2 separate regions of the Mus musculus genome follow, and region 2 is linked to region 1. Evidence: chromatin loops called from intact Hi-C (ENCODE). Cell type or tissue: left cerebral cortex. All regions are shown on one strand. Links, peaks and the distances in the headings refer to the core of each region. The heading gives the core; the rest is flanking DNA.

The links. Peaks named below come from ENCODE experiments on the same cell type or tissue, not always from the same donor. Only the 100,000 strongest peaks of a DNase experiment are listed, where the experiment ranks them.
Region 2: a loop joins it to region 1, with 6 times the contacts of the local background. A loop is called at or near these places in 6 of 42 quality-filtered maps.

What each region holds. Positions count from the first base shown.
Region 1 is chr13:100,474,142-100,482,164 of GRCm38, reverse strand. Gtf2h2 (general transcription factor II H, polypeptide 2) reads left to right here. Exons shown (of 16, transcript NM_022011.4): 9 at 863-953; 10 at 1,074-1,161; 11 at 1,518-1,625; 12 at 2,911-2,974; 13 at 4,955-5,061; 14 at 5,593-5,695. Among named protein-coding and RNA genes, the nearest start is that of Gtf2h2, 14 kb to the left of the region's middle. In left cerebral cortex, for the core only: no CTCF peak of the experiment used is centred there; no DNase peak of the experiment used is centred there.
Region 2 is chr13:100,628,470-100,636,492 of GRCm38, reverse strand. Rad17 (RAD17 checkpoint clamp loader component) reads left to right here. Exons shown (of 17, transcript NM_001044371.2): 6 at 2,494-2,630; 7 at 2,990-3,042; 8 at 3,172-3,297; 9 at 3,542-3,611; 10 at 5,326-5,437; 11 at 6,911-7,093. Among named protein-coding and RNA genes, the nearest start is that of Marveld2, 16 kb to the right of the region's middle. In left cerebral cortex, for the core only: no CTCF peak of the experiment used is centred there; no DNase peak of the experiment used is centred there.

The sequences.
Region 1 (8,023 bases), core at 2,524-6,523:
TCAGATTTTTTTCTGTAAATTGTATTGAAAGTATGTCAACATGGGTCTCTATGAAGCCTGTTATAACAAAAGAGTTAAATAGAAAAAAACCCTAAAATGTTATTTATGATGCTTATTTTGGTGTTTTTTGTTTGTTCGTTTGTTTTGTTTTGGCTTTTTGAAACAATGTTTCTGCCTGTAATCCTTGTCTGTCCTAGAACTTACTCTGTAGATGAGGCTGGCCTTGAACTTGAGATCTGTCTGCCTCTGATTCCCAAGTTCTGGGAAGCATACTCTACCACTGCCCCGTGGTGTTGGTTATCTTTAATTTATATTTTATCAGTTAAAGTATAGTTTAGAAAGATAAAAGAAAATCCACAGCAGTACGTAGAACTAAGAAAAAAAATTTAATTGAGAATTAATTGAATGTCAAGGCATATATTGCATGTTAGTAATTCTAGTACTGCAGAGACTAAGGCAGGAGGCTCATGAGTTTGAGGTCAACCTGGGCTAAAAATCTATCTATCTATCTACCCATTCATCCACCCACCTTTTTGAGAGAGATTGAAATTTAGAATTTAATCATCATGAGTTGGATGTAACTTTTATTTATTACCTCTCTTTGTAGCTTAACTGAATAAACCATGTTTACTCTCCATTTGGATAAATTCTTAGCTAGTGTAATTTATTTGACCTATTGGAATGTATCTTTTTTTTTCTTTCTGTTTTTCCTTTTTATTAGATATTTTCTTCATTTACATTTCAAATGCTATTCTGAAAGTTCCCTATACCCTCCCCCTGCCCTGCTCCACTACCCACTCACTCCCACTTCTTGGCCCTGGCGTTCGTTCCCCTGTGCTGGGATGTATCTTTACCTTTGCAGACACATGCCTGGACATACAAGTAGAGAAGTGCTCATCATCTTCAGCAGCCTCACCACCTGTGATCCATCTAATATTTACGATCTCATCAAGGTAGGATCAAGACTCAGGCTAGACTCTATAGCACTAGCTTTCAGAACAGTAATTTTCAAGGTTATTCATTAATTTTTTTTTTCCTCCTGAAATCTTTCATGTTTTTTGGATCTTATGAAGACCCTGAAGACAGCTAAAATTAGAGTGTCTGTTATTGGATTATCTGCGGAGGTTCGAGTTTGTACTGTACTTGCTCGTGAAACTGGTGGTATATATCTGCTATCTTCAATAATTATAATTACTGTGTAAGAAATATAGCTATATTCTTAAACATATCATTGAGTGTTCTAAGCAACCATTTAAAATGCAAGGAGTTCTCAATAGGTCAGTGTTTTAGAGTTAAAACTTTCAAAAAGGTAGCAATCTCACTCTATGTAATACTTTGTAAAGATTGGCTTTAATTTTTTAGTTACTATTATGTCTAGAGACATTGAGAGATTTAAATTATTTTAAGTGATAATTAAAATGGTTATGAAATTATATATTTTCATCTCTAGAAACTTTGGTAGGTTTTACACAGAAGCGCTTGTCTTTAACCTGCTGTGCTTTGCCTTTGCCTGTTAGGCACATACCATGTTATCTTAGATGAAACCCATTACAAGGAGTTGTTGGCACATCATGTGAGCCCCCCTCCTGCCAGCTCAAGCTCCGAGTGCTCACTCATTCGCATGGGTATGTGTCTCTCCCGTGTTGCTTTACTGTGCACCTTTGCTTCAAGTCAGGCGTTCTGCTTTCATTTGTGCAAGTTACCATTTTCACATTTAAGAATTGTTTTCCTACTTGAATTTATTATAATAAAAATACATATTGAAACATGTTTATAAAAAGAAATTAAAGCCACCTATCCTGTTTGTTGATAACACTTCTGGTCTTGTTAAATTAGAAAGATAAAAAGATACTTTATATAATTAAAAATACTTGTGGTAAGAAATTTCTTTTTAAGATTTATTTATCAATTTATTTTTATGTATATGAGTACACTGTAGCTGTACAGATAGTTGTAAGGCTTCATGTGGTTGTTGGGAATTGAATTTTTAGGACCTCTGCTCACTCCAGTCAACCCTGCCCGCTCTGGTCAACCTGCTTGCTCAGTCCCTGCTTGCCCAAAGATTTACTTATTATTATATATAAGTACACTGTAGCCGTCTTCAGACGCACCAGAAGAGAGTGTCAGATTTCATTACAGGTGGTTGTGAGCCACCATGGGATGATTGCTGGGATTTGAACTAAGGACCTTCAGAAGAGCAGTCAGTGCTCTTACCAGTTGAGCCATCTTGTCAGCCCAAGAAATTTCTTAAATAAGCCACAAAATCTTTATTGTTCAATCAAAGTATGTCATACAAACTGCAAAAACAGAAAGTTTCAGCAAAGTTTGCCAAATTACTCTGATTTTTTTTTCAAGGAGTAGAAAATTATTGGTCATAAAAATGATTATTTTAAATAATCTTCTTTTTTTGAGACAAGGTCTCACTTTGTAGACCAGGCTGGCCTCGAACTCACTGAGATCCGCCTGCCTCTGCCTCCCAAGTGTTGCAATTGAAGGTGTGAGTCACCATGCCTAGCACTTAAAGGGATTTTGGTTTTCTTTTATATGTGCTTAAAGAGATACTGTATCATTTAATACATATTTGGTTGTATTAGGAGCTATATAAAACGTGAACTATTTTTTTAAAATGTGGTTTATTAAATTAAAGATATAAATTTCGGAGTGTGAGGTTGTATATAGAAAGATCATCCCTCCTTTTCCTCTGCTTTTTCTTATACCTTGGCATTAGAGTTTCATTATACTATGTTTCATTATACTATGATAGGCACATATCGACCTCAAAGGCAGGAAAGAGCTTTTATACAACTTTGTTGACTTTCTGATAAGAATATCTTAAGATTCTTATTCATAAAATTCTGGTTTTTGCTTATAAAAGAAATTAATGCTGTAATTTTTTTTTAACCTATTAAGGATTCCCTCAGCATACCATTGCTTCTTTGTCTGATCAGGATGCAAAACCATCCTTCAGCATGGCGTAAGTAAAGAGCAATTGTCAGTGATAACTTTTTTTTTAAATGTTATGTACATTGGTGATTTGATTATGTCTGTATGAGGGTGTCAGATACCCTGGAGCAGGAGTTATAGACACTTGTGAGCTGTCATGTAGATGCTGGGAATTGAACCCAGATCCTCTGTAAGAGCAGCCAGTGTTGTTAACTACTGAGCCATCTCTCCAGCTCCCAGTAATAACATTTTAACACTTAAAATTTATTCCTCTAAGTTAGAAGGTCTTAATTTATAATGATTTTTATAAACTAGTACCATCTGCATAGCCATGAAAAGAAATGGCCCTCTTTATGTATGCATATGCTGTGATCATCAAGATATATTACTAAATAAAATAGCAAGGTACATGTGCGTAGTGTTACCCATCATCTAAATTAAAGGCGGGGGCAGGCATGCTGGCTCACATCTGCATTTCTAGGATTCTGGAGGCTAAGGCAAGGTGATAGCTTTGAGTTTGAGGTCACTCTGAGCTATAGAATATATTTGTAAAAGCCATAAATAAATGAAATGAAAATAGAGACATGAGTAGATGTATATACTTAGATCTGCATTTAAAATGTAGATATGTGTAGATGTATATGTATAAGATACATATGTATATAATACACATTATGTATACATGTTTACATATTATTCATATAATACATATATATTCTAATGATTAAAAAAATGGAATAGAAAGTTCAAACATGAAGAAAGTTTACCTTGGTGGGTGCTTGAGTAACATAGTAAGACTCCTCTCAGAATAAAAGGGAAAGGAGGGCTGTGGTCAGAGCTAAGTGGCAAAGCACTTAACATAAAGCTGAGGTTCAATTCTCAGTTGCACAAAAGACATTTTAGAGAGCCCACAATAATGAGACTTGGTTAGATTAGTAGCTACTAGGCTAGGCTAATGATACTTAAACATTTTTTTGAATAGATCAGTAAGTACCTAAGTTACTTCATTCTAAAATAAAGCTCTAAATATTTATGGAGGAAAAAAAAATTAGTACCCAGAACAACACAGATTACAATCTCTCACAGGATGTAGAAGTATCTGGCTGCCAGCTGTGCTGCTGCTGTACATCACCACAGGCCAGCACTTGGGCACGAGAAAGGAGGGTCACGGCAAATTTAAGGCTGGCTTGAGTTATATAGAAACACTGGGAAGAGAGAGGAGGAAGAAGGAAGATGGGTGGTAGTGAGAAAATATGAGAGAGTGAGAATAACAGAAAAACTACAGAATGGAAACAGCCAGAAAACACTTGCTAGAATTAATAGACGACAGTATTAAAATAGCCAATGTAAATACACTCTCTAGTCTCTTAAGTGAAGGAGAAGTTGAAACTGTATAAAAAGAACTCAAATGAAGCTTCTAGAAATGAAGAATATAACGTCAGAGATGAAAAGTGCACTGGAGGGCTGAAGGGATAGTTCAGTGGTTAAGCTCATATAATGTCCTCCTCAGAACCAGAGTCTGGCTCTTAGCACCTACCCCGGGCAGCTCACAACTGCCTGTGACTCCGCCTTCAGGGGATCTGACACCTCTGCTCTCTGAGCACACCTGTACTCATGTACACATACCCAGTCATACACACACACACATACACAGAATTAAAACGAAACTAAATCTTAGAAAAGAAAAGAAAAAACAGACTGGATGGAACTAACAGATTAGTCATCAAGAAAGAAAAAAATAACTCTAAGAGAAACTTTAAAAGTGAAGACAGAAAAAAGAACAGCATTAGTGAGCGAAAAGACATACATGTTTTCCAATAAAATTTTATCTATTTTATCTTTTGAGACAGGGTACTACAGTGTAGTCCTGGCTGGCCTTGAACTCACTATTAGACCAGGCTGGGCTTGAACTCACAGACATCCACCTGCCTCTGCCTCCTGACTGCTGGGTTTGAATAACATACTTGCTTTAGCTCTTTTCATCTTTTAAAAATAACTTTTCCACCCATAGGCATTTGGATAACAACAGCACTGAGCCAGGGCTTACACTGGGAGGCTACTTCTGCCCACAGTGCCGAGCAAAGTACTGCGAGCTTCCTGTTGAATGTAAAATATGTGGTAAGAACCCTATTAGTCCTTACTAAGTAAATTAGCATTAAATAAATTCGTAATTATGTAGCTGCCGAATTAAACATAAGTGTTGGATCTTGCTTATTATATATTTAATTTGTATAAAGAAAAAGATTGCTTTTTTCATTCAAGCCCTAGTAATTAATTTCTAAAAATAAGCATAGCATCACAGAACTTTCCTGATTCTCTCTTTGGTAAATGTTTTCTTTAAAAACACTATGATAATTTTAATAGGCACTTTTTGGGTCATGTATTTAGTGACAGATTGAATTCTATCCTGAAATATCTTTTCATGGCTACAGCTAAAAAGTACTCAGGGTCCTAAAAATCCTTGAGTGCTGGCTATGTAGTATAGTGGCAGCTTTTCTAGTGTGTGTGAGGCCCTAGATTGGATCCCCATCACTGGAAAAAGAGAAATGAAAACACTTGAAAGCATTTTTTTCTAAGTATATCTCTTGACTTTTTAGCCTTTGTCTTTATGAGGTCAGGCTTGTTAATGTCTCTGTCTTTCTGCATTAGGTCTTACTTTGGTGTCTGCACCTCATTTGGCAAGATCTTACCATCATTTATTTCCTTTGGATGCTTTTCAAGAAATTTCCCTAGAAGAATATAAAGGAGAAAGGTATATGAATTTTGATTAATTTATATGTCACAATGGTAAGCTAATGATTGAAACAACTCCTTAATATAGAAAATGAGATGTAGAACACTGTGTCTAGCAATCTGTTTATTTCCCTAAACTCACATATTTATAGTTAAGAGAAATATATAATAAAGAATAATAGTAATAAAGAGTAAGTTAAGAGTAATATTATATTGGTTTGGTGGGGAATGGAAGCTGGGGTGGGGGCTAGAAAGGTGGCTCAATGGTTAGGAGTGTGCACTGCTCTTAGAACCCAGGTTGGCTTCCTAGCACCTATGCAGCTGCCTGCACTTCCAGCCCTAGGAGATTCTATGCCTACATTTTCTGAGTCCTTTAATAAAATGGCCCTGCCAATGGCCAGTTTTCAGCAGTCAGTAGTTTAACAACCACCCCCAAAATTTATGAATACCTAACGCTGGCCTTCTTGAATATTACTGGAGAGAAGAGGCTAGCTGAACATAATCAAGAACCTGTGGTTATTTTCTTACTGACATTTCCAGTAGTAAAAGCTGAAGTGGAAGTGGTCTCGGTTGGTTTTTTTAGGAAATGACTTTTTATTCAAAAAGTATCAGCATTTTAGAACTTTTGATCACAAAATAATTATATTTTTCATATATAATAATGCATCACTTTTCACACTTAAAGATAGTGTAGAACAAATTTAATATACAGATGAAGAGATGGCTCAGTGGGTAAGGATACTTATTATGCAAGAGTGAAGACTTGAGTTTGGATACCCAGCGCCCACATAAAGAATGCTGGATGTGGCCTCATATTTTTGTAATTTCAGTGTTGTGAGGTAGAGACAGGAGAATTCCAGGGATTCAGTAGGCCAGCTAGCCTAGTCATTCAGTGAGCTCCAGGTTCAGTGAAAGACCTTGGCTCTTAAAACAAGGTAGAGGATTGAGGAAGGCACCCTGTACCAACCTCTGGCTTATACATGTATGCGACACCTACACTACATATGCAAAAGAAGTAATTTCAAATAAGCATGTCTAGATCAGTCTTGCTTCTCAAATTACATCATTTTTCTTGGATTATATTCTATGACTTACATAACCAATTGCCTTGTATTAACTATTTAAGATTGTCTCTTTGCTGTTAACAAGTAATGCCCATGTCTGTATCTCCAAATAGTTGTACAAGAGTATGCAGGACAAATTCTCAGGTAGAATTGTTGAGTCAGAAGTTATATGAGTTTTGGTAGATGTTGTAAATTTGTCCTTTAAAGAGGCTTTATATATTATTTGCCCAAACTTTACTGATACTAGATGGTATGAACTTTTTTTTATAGTTGGTTCAAACTGGCAAATCAAAACTAAAGTTGCATTGTTTCAGGTTTCATGTAAGTGTGAACTTAATGAAAAGTCTAGTAGATGGATTTGAAGGATTTGGAGTTGAAGAAAGATGGCAGGATTAAAAGGTGTTAATGAGGTGTAAATAGGAGAGTTAAAGGTGAAACATGAGTTTATATAAAAGGCCCACTGTTAGGATAATGTGAAAAGAAAGATACATTGTAGGGTAGGAAATCATTGAGTAGTTCAAGGAAGTATTTTCCTTTTAAAAAACATAATTTTCTACACAATTGTGAAAGTTCAAAATATGCAGCAAAACATTTACACTACTAGCCACACCAGGTGCTAATGAGAGCATTCACCCTCAAATCTTTTAGGGAAAAGTATAACTGACTTAAATTATATCCCCAGGTAGGCAAGTTCTTTGTGTTTATAAAAACATAAAGATGTTTTGAGACTTGTGAGGTCTCAAAAAGACTCTTCCGGGGGAGGCCTGGCCTAGTACATAAAGGCACCTGCCACCAAGCCCGATGAACTGAGTTGAATCCCAAGGACCCCCATGATAGAAGGAGGGAATTGACTCCACAAGATGTCCTGTGTTCTAAATGCACACCACAGCACACAAATGCTCACACACATACACGCACAGATAGATAAATGAAATGTTATAAAAATTGCTTAGCAAAATAGAGATGCTTTAGGGGAAGTTCTAGAGGAAGTAGGACTGAGAAGGAGAAGGACATGGAATCGGAGGATCTGCCTCTAACTGCGAACAAGCCAAAGGAAGCTTAGGACAAGGGTGAGTGGAGATGATGATGATGTCTGTTTCAGGGAGAGTAGTCAATCTTGTTTTGGAAAGTTAGAATTCTCTAAGAAAGATGTCTTGAGGGGATGAAAAGAATACATTTCCTGAGAGTTAAATGTATTTAGAGGCTGTCTAGGCTATTCATGGAAAGATTAGAGCTAAATTGTGCTAGTTATGTAGGAAAGTACGCTTGGAATTAATTATCAC
Region 2 (8,023 bases), core at 2,442-6,441, 150 kb before region 1:
GCATATATACAGCATGTACATGCCCTGGCTTACATGTGGAGGTCAGTTCTCTCCTTCCACTGTAGGGTCTGGGGATAAAAGTCAGTACCTTTACCCTCTGCCCAGTGCTGGCTGTTTTGAGACTTTGTGTACCTTGTGCTGTCCCAAACTCGTGATCCTTCTGTTTTCACCTCCCAAGTACCAGGATTATAGGCCCGTGACACCACACTATAGGAGCTCAGGTTTTCATTATTTATGGGAGGTTTACACTGTAAGGTCTTAAGTTTCAGTGTAAATCAAGCCTCACCTCTCAATAAAGTACCTTACACCATTAAATCCTTGTTAGAATAAAGTCACTTCAGAGCATGGAGGCATGACTTTATCCCAGCACTTAAGAGGTCTCTCAGTTCTAGGCCAGATGAGTCTCTGTAGTGCAGGGCAGCTGCAGCTCTGTAGTAGGACCCTGTCTCAAATATTAACAACCACCCCCTCCCCCCAAAAAAGTTGGAATTTAGAGAGAGCTTTAACCCTTAAAAAATGATAATACCAAGTTCAAACTTTTATACTATAGCTTTACAGATAGGCTTATATATTTTAACACTGTCATCTTAGCTTTCATTCTTTACTGATGATGTGGTGTCTAAACTGGGAGTGGCCAAAGCTCCTAAGCATCTTACAATAGGAGCTATGTAGAAGGACAACTTTTATTTTAATGTTAACTATTCCTCCGATTCTCTGGGCTCAGCCAGTGTTGCTGATACATAATCTTTAATCGCTGAGACAGAGGCAGGAGACCTCAGTGAGGTCAAGGCCACCTTGGTTTATATAGTCAGTTACAGGCCAAGTAGGGCTATGTAGTGAGACTCTTATCTCTAAAAACAAATCAAAAAACTCAAACAAAAATTTGAGGCTGGCGAGATGGCTCAGAGGTTAAGAGCACCAACTGCTCTTCCGAAGGTCCCGAGTTCAAATCCCAGCAACCACATGGTGGCTCACAACCATCCATAATGAAATCTGATGCCCTTTTCTGGAGTATCTGAGGACAGCTACAGCGTACTTACATATAATAAATAAATAAATCTTTAAAAAAAATTTAATTCCGGGGCTGGTGAGATGGCTCAGCGGGTAAGAGTACCGTCTGCTCTTCCGAGGGTCCTGAGTTCAAATCCCAGCAACCACATGGTGGCTCACAACCATCTGTAGTGAGACCTGATGCCCTCTTCTGGCACATCTAAAGACAGCTACAGTGTACTTATGTATAATAATAAATCTTTCTTTTAAAAAAAATTAATTCCAGTAATGAAGCTAGTTGGGCACAGATTTAATCACAGGACTCAGGAAGCAGAGGCAGGAGGATCTTTTCTGGGTCGAGGCCAGCTTGATCTACATCGTAAATTCCAGGACAACCAGGGCTACATCATTTCTCGTAAAGCAAAACAAAAATTCAGTAGCGATATCCTAATCTGAAGATGGCATTCCATCTCCATTCCTTCCTCCCATCTTCTGTGACCTTCCCTGAGCCTTGAAGGGGGTGAGAAGAATGTTCTGTTTATAGCTGCACATTCAAGAATCCCTTTAAATCACTTTAACCAGCTATGCGACTCTAGTTCCACTGCATACCGAGGGCTTCTCTAACAAGTTGGTAGCTGTACTAATTTGTGGGTATAAACATAATTATTTAGACTATAATTTGATGGAGATATCATAGCCCTTTAGCAAAACAATAGCTGTAGCTTCTCCATTATGGTCTGTGACTTCCCCTAGCAATGGGCTTTTGGCTCGGTTTATATTCCTTTGTATTATTGTAATAAATGAGTAATACTTTGAATTAGTTGTATTCTTTTCTGTACAGCAGACCACAAATCCAACTATGAAGCAGTTAGTGCCCCTAAAACAGACTCACCGCTATTATCCTAGTGAATACTTTTTGCCTAAGTGGTGTAGCACATAGGGTCCATAACTGAGTAAGACTTGATGACAGTTCTCCCACCACACCCTGCATAGTAACTTCTGCCGTTGTTATGCAAGCTAGCCAGCAGGAAGGAAACTTATCTTGGTTCCTGTGTGATGTGTCTATGGTCTATGACCAAAGCAATTAATAGCTTTTTTATTTTATTTTTTTAAGAATGGGTTTTATTCTTATCTTTATTTTTAGGTCCCCTCAAAGAACAGCAGCAAGTGTGTTTAACTGCTGAGCCATCGCTCCACCCCAATAGCTACATTTTTTTTTTTTTTTCCTGGAATTTGCTCTGTAGACCAGACTGGCCTCAAAGTCATCTGCCTCTGCCTCCCAACTCAATTAACTTCATGTTACTTTCATTGGTGTAGAAGAAAATTACTATTGTCCATTATGATACTACTCTTTGAAATGATATTTTATTTTACATTAAGACCACTTCAAATAATTTTAAGATAGTCCAGTATTGAAAGTTATATCATATATGTGAATTTGTTGTACATTTAATATTAATGTATATGATTTGAAAATAAAGTGATAAATATATTTCCTTTCAGAATCAAACTTCTCTGTAGTTCCATACCAATCTCAGATAGCAGTCTTCAATGACTTTCTATTAAGAGCCACCAAGTACAGCAAACTGCAGATGCTTGGAGACGATCTGACAACTGATAAGAAGATCATTCTGGTGGAAGTAAGGACGACTTCTAAAATCTTGCTAGAGCTGTTGTGTGAACAACTGTGAGATGCAGGAATAGTGGTAGTCTTTTGATAGCAGAGACCTGAAGACTCTTTGAGTAAACATAAACAGAATAGCATAGATAAAGTAGATATGCTGTATGCTAGCATAATTCTCAGCTGCAACACCATCTATATAGAAAAGCAAATGAAGTCTGTGGGAAGTTAACTTTCTCAATGACCATAAATTTCCTTTAATTTCTTTGAAAATTCTGATCAAGATGCATTGGATAAGTACTGTTTTTCCTTGACAAATATAAGTTTAAATATTCAGTGAAGCATCACTGAGCTAATATTGTCCCATATATTCCACAGGAGTTACCTAACCAGTTTTATCGAGACCCTAACGCTTTACATGAGATTCTAAGGTAGGTGTCAGTGAAGTCCAGTGTTCTAAAACTCCGTATTAGGGGTAGGGGGTTGTAACTGTGGTCGAACATTTGCTTAGCATGAACATGCTAAATTGCTTCAATTTCAACATTATTTTGTTATTTTAGAAAGCATGTGCAGATTGGCCGGTGTCCTCTTGTATTTATAGTCTCTGACAGTGTCAGTGGAGACAATAATCAGCGGCTACTCTTCCCCAGAAACATTCAAGAAGAGTGTTCTGTTTCAAACATTAGGTAAGAAGTTTTTGATTGTTTATTTTGGTTGTTTTCCCAGACAGGATTTCTTTGTGTAGCCCTGACTGTCCTGGAACTCATGCTACAAACCAGGTTGGCTTTGAACTCACAGAGATCCACCTGCCTTTGCTTCCAGGATGCTAGAACTAAAGGCATGCACCACCACTGCCTGGCTAAGAAATTTGCTCTTAATGTTCACAGGCTATTTTTAAATTAATCATTTAAGCATCTCTTGTTCTTATAGTTTCAACCCTGTGGCACCAACAATTATGATGAAATTTCTTAATCGAATTGTGACTATAGAAGCTAGTAAGGTGAGTCTAATTTAAGACTTAATTTGTAACTGTGGAAAGCACAATTTATATAGCATGTAACTGGAAGAAATAGTTGATGAATTACACTTCAGAGGACACTCTACTGCTATAGAAATATACATCTTAGTGGTGTGTGTGTGTGTGTGTGTGTGTGTGTGTGTGTGTGTGTGTAAAGTTAGAAGCAGTCAGTCTGTAACTGCATGGTATAATCTTTGCCTAGCTTGTGAAAAGCTCTAATTTCAGTCTCAAGCCCTGCCAAAAGCTAAAAGTTATATACAAAAACTATGACATTAATGTAATTTTCCCATATTTTAGGGCAAATATTTGTTAAAGGATATCAGTGACACTATTTAAGGTGTTAATACACTTTTGAGTATTTTGTTTCCATGTGCATTTGTGTATGAAGAGCGTGGGTATGCCACAGGACACACATGGAGGTCAGAGGACAACTGAAGGAGTTAACTCTCTTCTTCCACCGTGTAGGTCCTAGGGGTGGAAATGAGGTCATTAGACTTGGCAGCAAGTCTCTTTACAGACTGATCCATCTTACCAGTCCACCAATAAATTACGTCTTAAAAGATGAAATAGACTTAAAGCTGCATAAAAACAAACATTGTCTTAGATGGTATTAGGTAAGAAATTAAATTTACAGAAAACAAATACTATAATTTTACCTGAAAACATTAACTCTGAATTAATGTTTGCATACACTTAGAGATATTGAATATATTTATAGATACTTGCAAACAGAATGTTTGTAAAGATACTCACTATATGTTACTTGTATGACAAAGTTTGGTTTGGGAAGAGAACTTTTATAAGGAATTTCTGAGGGCTGAAGAGATGTCTCAGTGTTTAAGAGCACTGGCTGCTTTTTCAGAAGGTCTGGATTCAGTTCCTAGCACCTACATGGAAGCTTACAACTGTTTGTAACTTCTGTTTCAAAGGATCCTATGCTGTCTTCTGATGACTGCTGAGAGCACTAGGCACACATGTGCATACATGCACATCACATTTAAAAAGTGGTTAATGAAGTAAATATGTAAATGAAGGATTAGAGTACAGATCTATTTTTCTGTGATAATTAGTTTTTATAAGATCTGATGTGGGATAGACTATGAATAGTCAACCTGAGTACATTTTATCAGTGAACTAAGGACTTTATGAAGACATAGAAACAGATAATTTGTCTTACAACACAAATGGTATGCTAAGTTGATAGAATATATATTATATAATATATGTGAACTTACATACATATCCTTACAATGTTCACATTGCTCTTAAGCATGTATGAAATAGCCTTGCTTGTATACATGCATTTATATATAGTAAGAAAGGAAGTAGAAACATAAAAGGTCAGCTAGTCTAATTACAAAGTCAATAGTATATAATATACTCTTAGAATTATACCTTATGCTAAGTCATACACAGACAGGTGTTAACACTGAGAGGTTTTTGTTGTTGTTTGTTTTTGATAAAGGATCTCCCTAGGTAACCCTAGGTTAGAATTTAGGATTATTTTTCCCAGCTTCCCATAAGCTGGTGACTATAGCTATGTTCTACGGTACCTGGGCTGTGGAAGTTTTTAAGACATTCAAATTTGAAAAAAATCTAGTTTATATATATTAAGTTCTCAGAATAGGTTTTAGTTTGTGTGTTTGCATTTGTGTCTTAACAAAATAGTTTTCTGAAATTTACTTTCACCCTTTAGAATGGAGAAAAAATTATTGTTCCTAATAAAACTTCTCTGGAGTTGCTCTGTCAAGGATGTTCTGGTGATATCAGAAGTGCAATAAACAGCCTGCAGTTCTCGTCTTCAAAAGGTAACTAACTAGAGAAGACATACTCATAGAGCATTGATAGGTGACTTGCTCTTAAACAGTCATGAAATAAATCACATTAAACCTTTGTTATGGAATGTCTAGTGATTGAGCCCAGGGTCTTCCATATGGTAGACAGGTCTTTTGCCATTGAATTATCTGTTGTCATCAGCCCAAACTAGACATGAAGTAGTTCCTTCCTTATCTATGGCTTAACTGCTTGCAGTCAGTACTGTCTGAAATTTTTTATAGAATATTATAGAGTAAAATCATTCACCACTTTTACATTTTACATTTCACTGAGTACTGATAAGATCTTCTGGTGGCACATGCCTGTAGTTCTAGCACTCGAGGCATAGGCAGGTGGGTTTCTGAGTTCAAGGCCAGAATGGTCTACCTTGAAAATTCCAAGACAGCCAGGGATATGTAGAGAGACCCTGTGCCAAAAAATAAGTAAGTAAGTTAAGTAAAATCTTCTGGCCCCCCCTGGGAAACCAATCATCTTTGACATCTGTGTCTGTCTGTCTGTCTGTCTGTGTTTGTGTGTATGGTATAGTCAGGACAACTTTCTGGGTTGGTTTTCATCTTGTAAGTTTTCTTTCTTTTTCTTTTTTGCCTCAATCCCCAGCCTGGCCAACCCTACAGAATAGGTAATTTAGTTGTGTGTGTATCTCTTTCTGTGGGAGAAACTATTTTTATGGTGTTGGGGATTATTACACAGTTTATCCTACTTTTTAGTGTTATTTTTAAATTTTGTATTTTATGTATATGGGTGGTTTTGCTTGCATGCATGTCTATGTACCACATGTACCACAGATGCCAGAAGAGGGCATCATATTTCCTGGATCTGGAGTTACCTATGTTGGTGAGCTGCCCTGTGAGTGCCAGGAATCAAACCTGGATCCCCTGGAAGAGCAGCAAGTGATCTTAACTACTGAGCCATTTCTCTAGCTTCTAAAACAATTTTAAATAATGGCATCTTATTACTTTTTTTTGTTTGTTTTGTTTTTCTCTGTGTAGCCCTGGCTGTCTTGACACTCACTCTGGGATCAAACTCAGTCATCTGCCTGCCTCTGCCTCCCTAGTGCTGGGATTAAAGGTGTGCGCCACCACGCCCGGTGACATTTGATGACATTTTAGCAACAGAGAGGGTTCTTCACTGAGGCCATGCTAAGTTACTGCTTGTTAGAAAAAGGTTTGGGTTGGAACACTTAGTATAAATATTTGAAAAAAAATTTTTAAAGATTTATTTATTTATTATATGTGAGCATACTGTAGCTGCCTTCAGACACACCAGAAGAGGGCATTGGATCTCATTGTGGATGGTTGTGAGCCACCATGTGGTTGCTGGGATTTGAACTCAGGACCTTCGGAATAGGAGTCAGTGCTTCTAACTGCTGAGCCATCTCTCCAGCCCCAAAATACTCTTACTTTTAGTTTTTATATTTTGATTTTTTTATTCAAATATTATTTAAGGAGAGAACAGTTCGTGGTCAAAGAAGAAAAGAATGTCATTGAAATCGGATGCTGCCATATCAAAATCAAAACAAAAAAAGAAACATAATAGTACTTTGGAAAATCAAGAGATTCAAGCTATTGGTGGAAAAGATGTTTCTCTTTTTCTCTTCAGAGCTTTGGGGAAGATTCTGTACTGTAAAAGTAAGAAACTTTTCTGCAATTTTATCTTTGATGTTTGTAACTCTTAACTACATAAACAAGATACTATGTGATTTGAAATGCCTTATATTTTGTTTTGTTATAAGAAGAAGCTAGGAACCCCACCAGATACTGCATAGCCAGGGCTAAAATGTAGCAGGAGAACGTTTTTACCTATATGGAGCGTTTCTAACTGGGTTAAATATAAAACCACTTCTGTAAGCCATGCTCATGTCTATAAATGATAGTTTCCTGAAGATACCAGTTCTCATCTATACCAGCGGTTCTCAGCCTGTGGCTTGTGACCGCTTTAGGGTTTCACAAGGGTCACATATCAGATATCCTGTATATAAGATATTTACATTATGATTTATGGCAGTAGTAAAATTACAGTTATGAAGTAGCAATGAAATAATTTTATGGTTGTGGTCACTACAACATGAGGCTCTGGATTAAAGGGTCCCAGCATTAGGAAGGCTGAGGACCACTGCTCCAGACTTTGAGTGGTAAGAGTTGATAGCCCAAAGGTAAAGCTGTTGTAATCCTCAGCTGGAGTCCTACACCAGTGCCAAATAGCTTCAGGTTGCTCCTCTTCACTAAGTTGCTGCTCCTAGAACCACAGATGTCCACTGTATTCATCTCCCTTCTGTGTTGCTTGTTCCAACTGCCTTTCCATCTATCTCCCCCCCCCCCCCGCCCAAACTCTCCCTCCTTTCAGTAAATCCCAGACTTCTGTTCTTTATTTAGCAAATACCAATATGATTCTGTTAGCAAAGACTGGGATTTCAAAATGGAAATGTCATGTAAGGAAAGTGAAGTGGCCACTTAATATGTGGTGCTAAAAATACCTGCCTCTGGGATAGCTCACCTTCCAGCCCTGATCAGTGTCCCTGGGACAGCTCACCTCCCAGCCTCAGTGTCCCTGGGACAGCT